Regions from separate parts of the Homo sapiens genome. Here region 2 is linked to region 1. Evidence: chromatin contacts called from ENCODE Hi-C or POLR2A ChIA-PET data. All regions are on one chromosome and are shown on one strand. Each heading gives the region's core, a stretch centred on a gene start or an enhancer-like site at or near the end of the contact. The rest is flanking DNA. Distances are from core to core; before and after follow the strand shown. Region 1 has its middle 82 kb from the start of OPA1-AS1. Region 2 has its middle 64 kb from the start of LINC02038.

What was found. Hi-C counts contacts between places; a loop is a spot of excess contacts on that map. ChIA-PET counts read pairs that join two places held with the same protein, here RNA polymerase II (POLR2A). Pooled maps may share reads with other maps.
Region 2: a map of HepG2 shows a loop between it and region 1 (3-fold over the local background). The contact joins two enhancer-like sites. A Hi-C loop is called at or near these places in 3 of 168 maps with a recorded cell type or tissue (HepG2, astrocyte of the cerebellum and endothelial cell of hepatic sinusoid) and 1 of 50 pooled maps. POLR2A ChIA-PET finds 5 or more read pairs at or near these places in 4 of 52 experiments (Caco-2, K562, PC-9 and 1 more).

What each region holds. Positions count from the first base shown.
Region 1 is chr3:193,706,341-193,712,845 of GRCh38, forward strand. No RefSeq gene overlaps it. Among named protein-coding and RNA genes, the nearest start is that of OPA1-AS1, 82 kb to the left of the region's middle. RefSeq lists enhancers at 3,870-4,805, 4,806-5,740. Within about 2 kb of position 4,156, at least 2 of the 41 ENCODE cell types and tissues checked have a DNase peak (open chromatin) inside an H3K27ac peak, as active enhancers do.
Region 2 is chr3:193,776,985-193,783,489 of GRCh38, forward strand. No RefSeq gene overlaps it. Among named protein-coding and RNA genes, the nearest start is that of LINC02038, 64 kb to the right of the region's middle. RefSeq lists silencers at 3,924-3,983, 4,236-4,530. Within about 2 kb of position 3,992, at least 7 of the 41 ENCODE cell types and tissues checked have a DNase peak (open chromatin) inside an H3K27ac peak, as active enhancers do.

The DNA.
Region 1 (6,505 bases), core at 2,906-5,405:
AAACTTATATTGAGCTTGTCATTGAGCTTGACAGCTTTTCAGTGTATGTATTTCTGATGAGATAATGATATTAGTGGATGTGATTTTTGGATATTGTAAAGTGCGAAGTGTCAACAGTTGGAGGATCTGCATAACCGTGGGAACTGGTATTTCTCGAATGGTTAATGCGTTGTGGTAACAAATCAGGCATGGGTAAAGATGCCTACAAAATGGGAGCTGGACCAGAGGAGTTTAGGTCACAGAATATGGAGAAGTTCATTGATATGGTTTCGGATGCCACATTACAACTAACCTTTTTTAAGTGTGGGTGCAGTATCAGAGAAGACTCACAATTACCTGAAATGGCTCTTACATTCTTCTCTTTTTCAATTCCGTAACTGTGTGAGGCCAGGTTTTCTATATCTGTGTCAGCCAAAACAGCATATCACAATAGATTGAATGCAGAAGCAGGTAAGATAATCCGGTTATCTGCTATCAAGCCAGACATTAAAAAGAATTGCAAAAATGAAAGATGGTACTACTCTTGTTGCTATATTTGTTTTTCATCAGAAATGTTATTTATGTTAACATGTAATTGTTTTATTTTTTAAATAAATTGAGTAATATTTCTCAGTTATAATTTCTTTTTTCTTTTTCTTTTTTTTTCTTTTTTTTTTTTTTTTGAGACAGAGTTTCACTCTTGTCACCCACCCAGGCTGGAGTGCAGGGGCATGATCTTGGCTCACTGCAATCTCCACCTCCCAGGTTCAAGTGATTCTCCTGCCTCAGCCTCCCCAGTAGCTGGGACTACAGGCGCATGCCACCACACCCGGCTAACTTTTGTATTTTTAGTAGAGATGGGGTTTCACCATGTTGGCCAGGCTGTTCCCGAACTCCTGACCTCAAGTGATCCACCCGCCCCTGCCTCCCAAAGTGCTGGGGTTACAGGCATGAGCCACTGCACCCAGCCAGTTCTAATTTCTAATATAATAAATATCAACAGACATAACCTACACAAAAACTCCTGGGGTACTCAATAATTCTCAAGACATTAAACATTTGTCAATCACTGCTTTGTACTATGAGGCTTAGCTATAGGATCAGACCCTTTGTTTAAAATATCTGAAGCTCTGCACCATCCATGAAAATTACCTGTTGGCTTCTTTACCTGAAATCGGGATATATTTTATGTCAATGGCAAGTGCCAGAAGCCAGGCCAGCAAATGGCAGTGATACCTGGTATATTGGTTGCATGTCCAAATCAGCTGTACGACTCCACCGGACCTGTTCTCCCTAAGGACATGGTGGTGTCCATGTCATTACATTCATCGGATAGTTTTCAGGCCATATCTCACTTCACCCATTACTATATTCTGTAGCGTTGACCACTTCATCTTTGAAGTACTTGCTTCTCTTGGCTTCCATTACAGCACACACTTCTGATTTTCCTCCTACCTTCCTGGCTGTTCTTCCTCCTACCTTCCTGGCTGTTCTTCCTCCTCAGTGCTCTGTTCTGGTGCTCTTCCAACCGATATTCTCTTCCTAGATTTTATCCACTCCCATAGCCTCAACTCTCATTTAATCGCCAGTGCTTCCCGATGCCTATTCAACATTATCACTTGTACTTTTCAAAGATACCTTATAGCTAAAGTCATTATAATTCTTGCCCACCTGTACTCACTTCACTCTGCTCTGTTTCACTAAATGGGAATATCATTTACATCATTTACCTTTTTGCTCAAACCAAAAACTAGGGGTCACCCTTGACTCTTCCCCCAACCCCATGTCCACATCAAATCTCCACCATGGCCTATTAATTAGACACCCAAGCATCTCAAATCCATCCATGCCTTTCCGTCCACACTGTCACCATCTTGGCCCTAGTCATAATCTGCAGGGCCTCCTGACTCATTTGCTCTCTTGCTTTCCTCTGGCTTAGCCTCTGTATTATAGCCAGATCCTAGATGATTGTTATTCTTCTGCTTAAAGCCATGGTATGGATTGGCACTGTCCTGATAATGTTCAGAGTCATCAAGGGTTTTCAGGGCCCAGTGAGATCTGCCCCTGCCTTCTCCAGCCTCCTTTTTCCCTGTGCTTCAGACACTTGAGCTTTCGGGTCTATAAATACACTCTATGCTACCCTGGGCTTTTGTACGTCCTCTTCTCAACCCCGAACTCCCATCTGCCTAGCCAACTGCTACTTATCCTTAGGGCTCTGCTGAAATATCACCTCCTCTGGGAGCCCTTCCCTGACCTAGCTCCCAACTCAGACTAATCTAAGTTTTTGATATTCTCCTGTAGCACCCTAAACTTGGCCCTCTTTGTGCATGTGACATTCCCAGTTACTTACACGGTGTCCATCTTCCCATTTAGATTGTAGATTCTAAGAAATCAGAGACTGACTGCGCCTGATTTCCCCATAACACAGTCCTGGCACAATACATTGTGATCTAATGAATAAATAAGCTGATTTGAATGTCGGGGCTATAAAGGATTTTGAAGTCCCAATACATGTTCAAAAACATGGCATAAATGAATCCCTGAAGGAGAACATAGCAAAGCTAGTTTGTTACAGTTTACAAAGCTAGTTTGTTTGGATCTCTGAAGCAAACACTTCCAGGCCTCCTGATTTCTAGTAGGATTTTCTTCTCAGGATGTTATGCTCGTGAAGACCCTGGGCCCTGCAGGTCGCAGTACTGGGTTAAAATCCTGGCACTGCTGTTTTCTAGCTGTGCGGTGTCAAATTCTTCTCTAAGCCTTCATTTCCTCATTTCACACACACACACAAGTGTGTGTGTTTTCTATCTCGGGGCTTTGGGGTTAAAATTAGATAATATATTTTAAACACTTTCAAAGTGTCTGGCACATGGTGAGTGTCCAAAACTATTAGCTATTATTATGACACTATGTTGGTTTAAATTAAGATCCATCAATAATTGTTTCCAAACCAAAAACAAGAATGGCATCAGAAATATTGATGGAATTGGCCAGATGCGGTGGCTTATGCCTGTAATCCCAGCACTTTGGGAGGCCAAGGTCCAACATGGTGAAACCCCATTTCTACTACAAATACAAAAATTAGCCGGGCGTGGTGGCGGGTGCCTGTATTCCCAGCTACTCAGGAGGCTGAGGCAGGAGAATCGCTTGAACCAGGGAGACGGAGGTTGCAGTGAGCTGAGATGGCACAACTGCACTCCAGCCTGGGTGACGGAGTAAGACTCCATCTCAAAAACAAAAAAAAAGAAAAAGAAATATTGATGGAATCTTGCCCCTCTCCTGCACTGTCTACTCACCTATGCTGACACAAGTACAATTTATTCTCCAGAGGTGTTTCCTCCACTCTTTCTGCTAAGCAAAGGGTTAGCAGACATTTCAGTGGCCTCTGCTTCCAGTCAGGGCCCAGCTCTGCTCTGTGGAGCCACCGCTGCTCCAACTGCTCTGCTGGTGCTGGTGCTACGGGCTTGGGCCTGGAAGAGTGAACAGTCCAGTTCACAGCCCAAGTCCTGAGCATTCATGTCTGTTCAGGAGAGGCCCTTAAGGGTGTTGCCTGTGTGGCACCAACTCAATAAGCTGCACTTACAGATTCTGAAGAAAACGTAGGCTGTCATGTGGGTCTGTATTTTTCTTAAGAAGATGCAGAGGATTCAGGTCCAACTCATTTAGCATTGCTAAGTGAAACTCTTACCTTTGGCGCAGGGATGTTAATGATGACATTGTTAATGCGGCACACCAGTGTTTTTGTTCCAGGACCCACGGTTGATAGAGAACCCAGCATCAGGAAGAACTGCGCCACCCCTGAGCAAATGCTTTGTGCCTGCCTTCTATTGACCATTTTTCTCCTTTTACTTTGGCTGCTAGGAAGCCCAAAACTAAATTATCAGCCTATCCTTGCTCTCATATGGAGCCTTACATTATATGTCTTATAACCCCCTAGAAAGATGGACCCTTTCATCAGAAAAGCAGATTCAGTCCTTAATTTCATGGTATTAAATTTTTCCTTGACTTGATTTCACCTTGCTCCCTTTTTTTCCTCATGTAACTTTGATTTCTTCATCTGCATTATTGTGGGAATTTCCAAAAGTGACCTTAGATCCTTTTGTCCAATGAAGTAAAGTGTGAACTTAAACATGCAACTACCAGTGAGTCGGTCAGCAAGTTCCCTCGTGTGTACTGAAGGGAGTTCAGCAAGTTCCCTCGTGTGAAACTGCCCCTTTCTAAGGGGCAGGTTGCATGTCTGTAACTTCTTTCTTGTTATTTCTTTTAACTCTTCTATGACATAGGGACATGGATTAGTGAGGGAAAGCAGCATAGCAGTGCCTTATGAAAATCCAGTTCTTCTTCTAGTCTATGCGAATAGCCGAAAAGCCAGCAGGGACCCAGAGGCCGCGGAGCCGGACCGCAGAGTGGAGGCCAGGCCGGTGGGCAGGAGGAGGTGGGAACACCGAAGGCCGCCAGGACTGAATCCGCTTCTCTAATGAAAGGGCCCTTTTTTCCAGGGGATTATAAGAATATTCATGACCCTTGAGATCAGCAGGTGAGGCTCAGCCCTCCCTACTCATCCTTTGGGCAAATAGTTCAGAAAGCCGAGGTTGCCAGGATGAGAAAGAAACAGTGGGAGTTGGGAGCTCTTCCCGCTTCCCTTGGCCCCCAACCCCCTTTCATTTTCAGAGGAGGGCAGGGTGGGGGCACTTGTCCTGAGGTGAATCAAGGACTGTGTCTTTCATTTCCAAAGAGCAGGCAGCGAGGCTGAGGCAGAAGTCCCGTGACATGACTTGAGACACAAAATGGTATCTTAGCATCGAAGACTCCCTTTGACAAGAAGAAGAAAAGCCCTTTTCTTCCCAGCCCGGATTAGGCGAGGAGGGAATTCTCCGGAACATGTGTGCATTGTTTCGTGGAGGGCAGCCAGGCTGGCCTGGGGCTTGCCTCCCAAAGTCAGCCCAAGGAAGCTTGTCCTCGTGTAATTAAAAGGGAAGGGAAACAGCAGGGGGTCTTGTTCCGCTGCTGCCCACCAAAGTGGGGTCCCCGGGGGATGGTGCGGCCCAGGAAATTGGCTAAATTAATGGTTATGGGAGGCCTCCCTGAATGTGTGGGCCCTGGAGGCAGAAAGAGGGCAGGGCAGGGAGTCTCATCAGAGCCTTTCTGATAAAAATGGGAGAAAGAGAAATGCTCTCAGGGCAGGGGTGTCTAAGCTCTTGCCCCCTGACTGGGCATCCAGGCTGCCCTCGGGACACAGCACCTGAGGTGAGGGGTCAGCCCCTTGTGGAAAGCAGAGCCTCCGGGCAGTGTGTCCAGGCCCTCCCTGTCCAGCTGATGCAGGCTGGCCCCTCACATTCTCCAGCTGACAGCCAGGCCGGGAGCGAGGAGGTCACAGGTCATGGCCGGGCACTGGGGCCCTGGAGCTCACAAAGCGGGAGCTGCTTCCCTGGGCAACATGAGTTTCTGGAAAGCAGTCTCTTGTATTTGTCAATGGTACAGTGTCTCACTCAGAAATTATCGGGAAAAGTGAAACCCTGAACTGGAAGCCAACGTCTTAGGCATTTATAAGGTTTAACCCATTTATGAAGAAGAAATGTCCTTTCCTTATGAAAAAGAAAGCTTTTCTTCATGAAGAAATGCTTTATAATCGCCATTTCCTGAAAGCTTCCATTCAAAAAGGTGAACTCCATGCTTCATTTTTGCCAACTCACTTCTCTCCAAATCTTGTAGACTGGATTACAGAGGACATCGGGCAATCTTAATCAGCAGTCTGGAGATTCATGACCCCTCTCCACAGCCTGACTCCAGGGTACACGGGTAAGATAATAGTGACAACAGCCATGAAACGAAGGGGGCTGGTTTTCCATGACCCCACACATTCTGCCTAAGGCCACGCACCTCCCAAAGGCCACGATGGATGAGCAGGCGGGCCTGGGCACTCAGGTTTTTCTGGTAAGTGACGAATCTAAGTCAATATTGCAAAGTAGACGTGGCTCCCCTGGCTCTGCAAATATTGGACCAAAGACTTGAGTGAGGCGATGCTATTGACGATTACGAGATGGTAGCATTGTTGTCTTTGTTGCCATGAAGTGCAGCTCGGTGGAGCCTGGCCTAACATCCTGTGTACACAGAGGGGACAGTGTGCTCGGAGGCCCGTGTGTTTGCTCTGCCAATATGCGCCAGTGGCCAGCCCTCGAACACTCCCCCATCCCATGGTTACAGCTGGGGGTGTTGGAAACATACCGCCCTCTCCTCTACGCCCCAGGGGGCTGCCGAACAGTGTCTAAGCCACATGATTTTCTTATTTTAGTTCTTTTTTAAAAATATTTGTTTGAAGTACAGTGTACATGTATCATCCCTATAGCTTGATGAATTTTCACAAACTGCCACAGCCTTGTGTTGAGCACCCAGGACAAGAAATTGAATATTTCCAGCACCCTCCAAGCTCACCTGTGCTCCCTCCCAGGCAATCACTCCAGCAAAGTGCCCACAATACAGACTTCTAATATAGATAAGGCTGGCTTGCTTGCTTGCTTGCTTGCTTGCT
Region 2 (6,505 bases), core at 2,742-5,241, 70 kb after region 1:
TAATGCTTGATCATCTATCCTTTTATGATTCTTGACCCCAGAAGGAAAATTTATTAGTACTTTTAGATTTTGCACAGTCGTGCTAAATGAGGCATGTAATGCATTAATTTAGTGCCTCGTTAGCATAAACAGGGCCTCCCCAGCCCCACCCCCCATTCCCCATGGAAGGTTTCTCTGGAGCTGTAGGGAACTTACCTAGCACAGAATGCATTATTTGGCTCTGGTGTCTGAGAGGCCATAGCCAAGGTGGGGGCTTGCCCTACCCACCCTGGGGGATTCAAACATCAGACCTGTCTCTCCTTTTAATGAGAACATTTAAATCCCAAAGGCTTCAAGCCACTTCACACCAGTCCTCATCTTACAGAAGGCCCAGTCTGTGCAACTACTTTTCAGCATCTCAGTCCTACCCCTCAAATCAAAAAATGAAATCTTAACCCTAGGAGGGGATTTCTGTTGGTTGGGATAGTGAACTGTTGGTGTCCTAGCTGATTCAGGTCATATTCAGCACAGGCATTTAGCCTAGATATTTACCTGGAATAGAAGCCAGCTCAGTAAATGCCCAGGTTTGCTGCAGGTACGTTTAAAACCCTGCAAAGGATGCTTCAAGTTGATGCAGTCCAGCACCCTGTGTTTTAACGGAGGCAGAGAATTGTGGAGAAGTTTGCTGGGCAGGGAGCAGGGACTCTGCTCTGACTCTGCCGCCAACTCCCTTGGGAACTGCGGAAAGGCACTTGCCCTTTCGGACCTCTGCTCTCCCATCTGTTAAACAATCTGTAAATCTCATGTCTAAGGTCCCTTCCGGTTTTGACATTCCATCATTCAACGTGCTGAGAATGCCAGGGGCAGACTGCGTGAAAGAGAAAGTCTATCGCTTTGGGCAAATCTATTTTTAGGAACATAACCCAAGAAGATAATTAGATGTACACATGAAAATAAGGTATTTATGAGATTACAAAAGACTGGTTAAATAAAATATAGTATATCTATATGACACAATCCTATGAAACCATTAAAAATAACACCATAGAATAGTATAGTCATGGAAAGACATTCGTAATATTTTGTTTTGCAAAAATCCAGGGCTTTTAAACAAGACTTCACACAGGATAATAGTTTTGCAAAAATATATCCAAAAAATATGCCTAGAAAGAGATCTGAGGGGATCTACACCAAACTGTTAATATCTATCTTTAGGTAGTAGGGTTTTAGGAGATATTTGTCTTTTTTATAATTTTCTGTATTTCCAATACAGAAAATGAAGGTGTATCATTCTTAGAAAAAATACAAGTGTGTATCATTCTTGGAAATTTACTTAAAATGAATGTGTATCATTCTTAGAAAAAAATATTAAAATTATTTAAAAGAAACAAAATTTTGTTCTTAAATATGTGTATTCTTTTCACATCTCATTTTTCAGATACATGAAATGGCAGCTACGAAACATCTTAAAAGGTCAGAAAATAAATGAATTGTTGGCTAGAGGTCAGCCAACAATAAAAAATTTGGATGATCAAAACTGCTTGACATATATACAATGCTAGGTGAGTTAATTTTATTAAGGCTGAAGAGAAAAAAATGTATAAAGGTTTTCAAATGAAGAACCTGGCCTGACTGGCATGTGTCCTTATTATGATCCCAGCGTGTCCATCTTGCAGAGGGCTTAAAGATGATCCACATCAGCTCCCACATTACACAGACAGGTAAGGCACTTGCTCCAGGTCTGGGAGCTGTTTACAGCAAAGCCAGGACTAGAACCCTGTGTCCAGCTCTAGCTCCCATCTCAGGGCCAAAGCTACAAGGACACCCGCCCTCTCCGTGTGACCATGGAGGATGCCGGGGCTGAGATTTCCTTCCTGGAGCGCTCCAGGTATGCATTCTGACGGCTCACGTTACTTTCTTCTCAGTGGCGGTCCTTGGCTCTAGAATGTGATCTCCTTGGAGATAGACATGGCACTAGGCGTGCGGATCCTGTCTGGAGTGGGCAGAGCTTCTTCTAGAATACCAGGGCTTCCTGCCACATTCTCTTCACTGCACGGCAGTTTGTCTGTGTTCTCTGAAGTACTCTTCTGGGTTAATTTGCCCTAAGGGAGGAGAGCAGAGATTGGAAAAGTCAAAATATTAGATTACGTGAATATCGCTTATAAATTACTTGGAAATTCAATTCTACCACTATCCCCTGAGAATGTCCTCATTGCTGGGAACTGTCCTCACTGCTGGATCTTTGGGAGGAAGGAGGGTGATGAAAGGAAAGAGGAAGATGCTGTAGACACTGCCGCTGCACTCCAGGGTCTCAGAATCTGAGTGGGGGAATAGTCAATGGGAAGAAGGAGCTGTAAAATAAGGCAGCCTAGAAGAATGTGAAAAGGTACAAGCCGAATACAACACCAGCAGACTCAACAGGGATTGTTTAGTTTGGAGGGAGGAGGTCCCTAAAGGCTTCCAGGAAAGGATGGCATTTGAGATAGGTCTTTGGGAAATGGGATCTCAACATTTAGAGACAGAGAAAGGAGCATTTGAGGTTGAGGGAGCTGTGAGTGACAGTATGGTCAATGCAGATGCAGAACGGCCTTGGGGGTGGAACTAGAAACAGGTAAGGGGCCAGTGTGGCCGGAACTCAGTGCACATAGGAAAATATGAAGAGAAGGTGTTGGAGGGATGTGGGGTCATGGTTTGAGGTGCTTGAAGAACCCATAAAAGTATCTGGACTTATCCTATATGAAAAAAGGAGGTGTTGCCTGCAGGATTTTGAGGTGAGCTGTGCTTTAGGAATTTTTTTTTTTTCACATTGGAGGGGAAAAGACTAGAGTCAGAAGCAGTCATTTTAGAGAGAAGAAATAATCGTGATGACAGGAAGATCCCAGGTCCCCTGCTTCCAGCTGGCGAGGAGAGAAACCAAGCTCTTTGGTTCTTCTTAGACTTTGTGGCTGCTCTTACAACTTGCTGAGAGAAACTTCTGAGCTGGTGTTTCAGCAGCTTTAGTTAGAAGCCAGGAAATGTAACTAGTGATGTTGGTGGCCCCTCTGCGATGGGTGGAAGGCTGGCGTCCTCCCCACTACCATGCAGGAGAAATTGTGCTCCCACGCTAACAGCTGGGACCCCAGTGTGGTCCTGAGTCGGCGACTGTAAAGCTACATTTTCCAACTAAGGGATGCCTCAGGAAATAATAAATCTCTCAGGATTTATGGGCCAGGAAATTCTTTCAGGAGAGAAAATAGAGAAGAGGTAAAGCAGAGATGGGGCAAGGCAGGAGAGCAGCTGCCCAGGACCCTCCTGGCACAAATATTGGGCTTGGTGAGTTGCGGAATTGCCCATCAGAACTCATGGCTGAGAAGGACTTGAAGGATAATCTAATAGGATCTCTTTTGCTTTCCCCTTCATTGAACTCATGCTTCCTTCTCTGCAAAGTAAGAAGGTTGAACTCAATGACCTCCAGGGTCTTTGCCTCCAGGTTATTTGATGCTTGTGGTGAAGCCAGTCTTCTCACTAAGGGCTCTGGTTATGCCACATGCCTCATTTTCCCCAGCTGAAAATGCAATCAACCGAGTCACCTATCACCCATGTTTGGGCTGAGGATTAACGATGGGAGGACATCTGGAGACTTCCCTCGGAGGGATACAGCTGGGTCTGATTACCTCTTATTTACTGTCTTTTTACTCTGGAGACGGCCCACATACTCACCCTAAGGAACAATGACAGAAGCATGCAGACCATCCCAACACACCCTCCAAAACACCCCCAGCCCAGCAGCCAGTCGCCATGCATAAAATGCATAAATCCACAAACGCAGACTCGGGCACACACATAGGCACACGCACACACGTCCTCTTTCTTCGCCTTTTCTGCCTGGTGTCTGTCAAACAGTGCATCCCCTTCATTCTCAGAGATCTGAGACCGGCCTTGTTCTGGAGTTGGTGAATTCCAGCACACCCCCTGCCTTCATTCCAAGCTGGAGCTCCGGGTGCCGTCAGCAGATGGCGCCCGGAGCTCTCAAACGACTGGGTGAATGCCTCGGGCCTGAACTTCTGGCCTCCCCACTCCCACCCTTGGAATGGGATAATTTGGGAGTCATCTGTGGGAGGGCTGCCAAGGCCTTAAATTTACTACTTGGAGCTGGGATAATTTTCCCCAGACGGGGCATGGAGGGGGAGAGAGGAGGAAGGAAGCGGGGTGGGGGCTGCAGACCTGGTCAGGGCCACGACAGCTCCAGCTCTGCCAGCCAAAGAAGGCCTCACTGAGAGGCCCCATCCAAAGGGGTGTCTGAAACAAGGGCAGGTCACACCCTGGAGGGGGAAATGCTTTCACTGCTATGAAAACCCAGGAGAACAGAAGGATTTACAGACAAAAAATAAAGCCAACAAGAGCTTCCAAATCATGTCTATCCCTCCCACTTCCAATCTCTGACTCATCTTCTAAGCCCAGTTTCAACCTCACCTACTGTGTGAAGCTGTCCCTGACCCACACACCTCCTGTCAGCATTAACCATTCATTTCCTTTTAACTTTTTATTCTGGAATTTTCCAAGCATATACAAAAATAGAGAATATGATATAACAAACTCTCTTATACCCACGCCCAGCTTTAATAATGACAATTATCAATGTTTTGCCAAATTGTTCATCTATTCTCCAACCTTTTTTCTGGAATGTTTTAAATCAAACCCCAGACATCATATCATCTCACCCCAAAACACTTAAGATGTTTTTCCCTAGCGTTACTTATTTATTTATTTATTTTGAGATAGAGTCTTGCTCTGCCGCCCAGGCTGGAGTACAGTGGTGTGAACTTGGCTCACAGCAACCTCCACCTCCCAGATTCAAGTGATTCTCCTGTCTCAGCCTCCTGAGTAGCTGGGATTACAGGCTCCCGCCACCCTGCCTAGTTAATTTTTGTATTTTTAGTAGAGACAGGGTTTCTCCATGTTTGCCAGGCTGGTCTCGAACTCCTGACCTCAGGTGATCCGCCTGCTTTGGACTTTCAAAGTGCTGGGATTACAGGCATGAGCCACCGGGCCTGGCTTTCCCTAGAGTATTTTAAAACAACCTAGACATCTGCATGCATCTCTGACTGAGAAGGACTGCTTTCCCTTTAACATAACCACTTGCCATTATTATATCTAACATTTACAATCATTCTTTATGGCACTTAGCTCCCTGTGGCATTTGTCATGGTTCGTTTGGTGTGAGAGTTACACCGAACATAAGTGTGTATCCCCTCTATTTGACTGTAGTTGCGTTTGGAGCATGGATCAGACCTCACTTATTCTGGAGTTCTCAAGGACTCCCAACAGCACCTGCTCAGAAGCCCTGGAAAGTCAGAGCACAATTAAGGACATTCGCTCTAAGAAGACACTCTCACGGTTATCGCTGGAACCCAGGGTCCCTCCAATTGGAAATGTGAAGTCAAAGGAGGAAATTGCTCTTAGGCTGAGTCACAAGACTCGTGTCCTTTTCTCCTGAGGTAGATAAGAGACACACACACAGGCAGATACACACCTCATGCCTCCAGGAGCCGCAGAGGCAGAGAATGCAAAAAATGTGGTGGTGCCAGCCGCAGCGAGGTCTGGAAATGCCTTCTTAATTGAGCCTTTCTGGGAGCTGCACAGGCTGGCTGGAGGAGGGACAGGAATGGAGAGGCGAGTGAGGTGGAAGGGGCCACGAAGGGCCATGTCTGAGATGGGGCCCAGGGGTCTTTGATCCTACTTCGTTTGTCATGAGTTTAGAGACCCAGAAAAAAGAGCCTTGAGTTTCTTCCAATAAAGCACTGTTACCTGAAAAATGCCCATCAGAACAGAATTGCTCCACCTTTGAATGGTTCTGTCTATAGGAAAGTCTTTTCTAATAGGAGCCCAAGTCTCTTTTCCTGCAGCTTTCACACACTGGGGCCACTCTGAACAAATTTAGTGGTTTGACAGGAATGATTAGGGGTGGGGATGGGACTCAGAAACCTCTGCAGGGTGCCTAGTAAGTGCTAGACATCTTGCATGCATTAAGTCGTAAACCAGAAAACTCCAGAGAGACCTTTGCTGTGGATATTACTGTCCCATGTTGCGGATGAGGAAAGGGGCTCTGGGAAGTCTGCAGGTTGCCCAGGACACAGGTCCACCCAGCTCTCATCTAGCCTGTCTTCTGGTTTCCCTTCAGATGGCTGGAAACACGGCTCCTGGCTCCTCGAGCCCTCTGGTCTCCCGGCTTCAGACCTCCCTTACAGCACATACTTTCCCAGCCCATCATGACCAGCTTCTGGGGTTCCCTCTGTTTGGTCTGCAACCCTCTTCAGTGAGATCCCAGACAGGGACATAAGCATTCTTGTTGCTTTGCTGGGAAAGCACGATATGCCAGCCAGCAACCGATGTACATCATCATTTGCTTGAAGAAATAACATGAGCTTGTGACTCCTGGCCACACTCTGGGTAGCAGGAGGAGCACAGTCTGAGGTCAAAGGATGTCACAACTCTCAGCCAGGCTGGCTGAGACAGGTTCTAAAACAACCCTTTCCAACCTACTGCT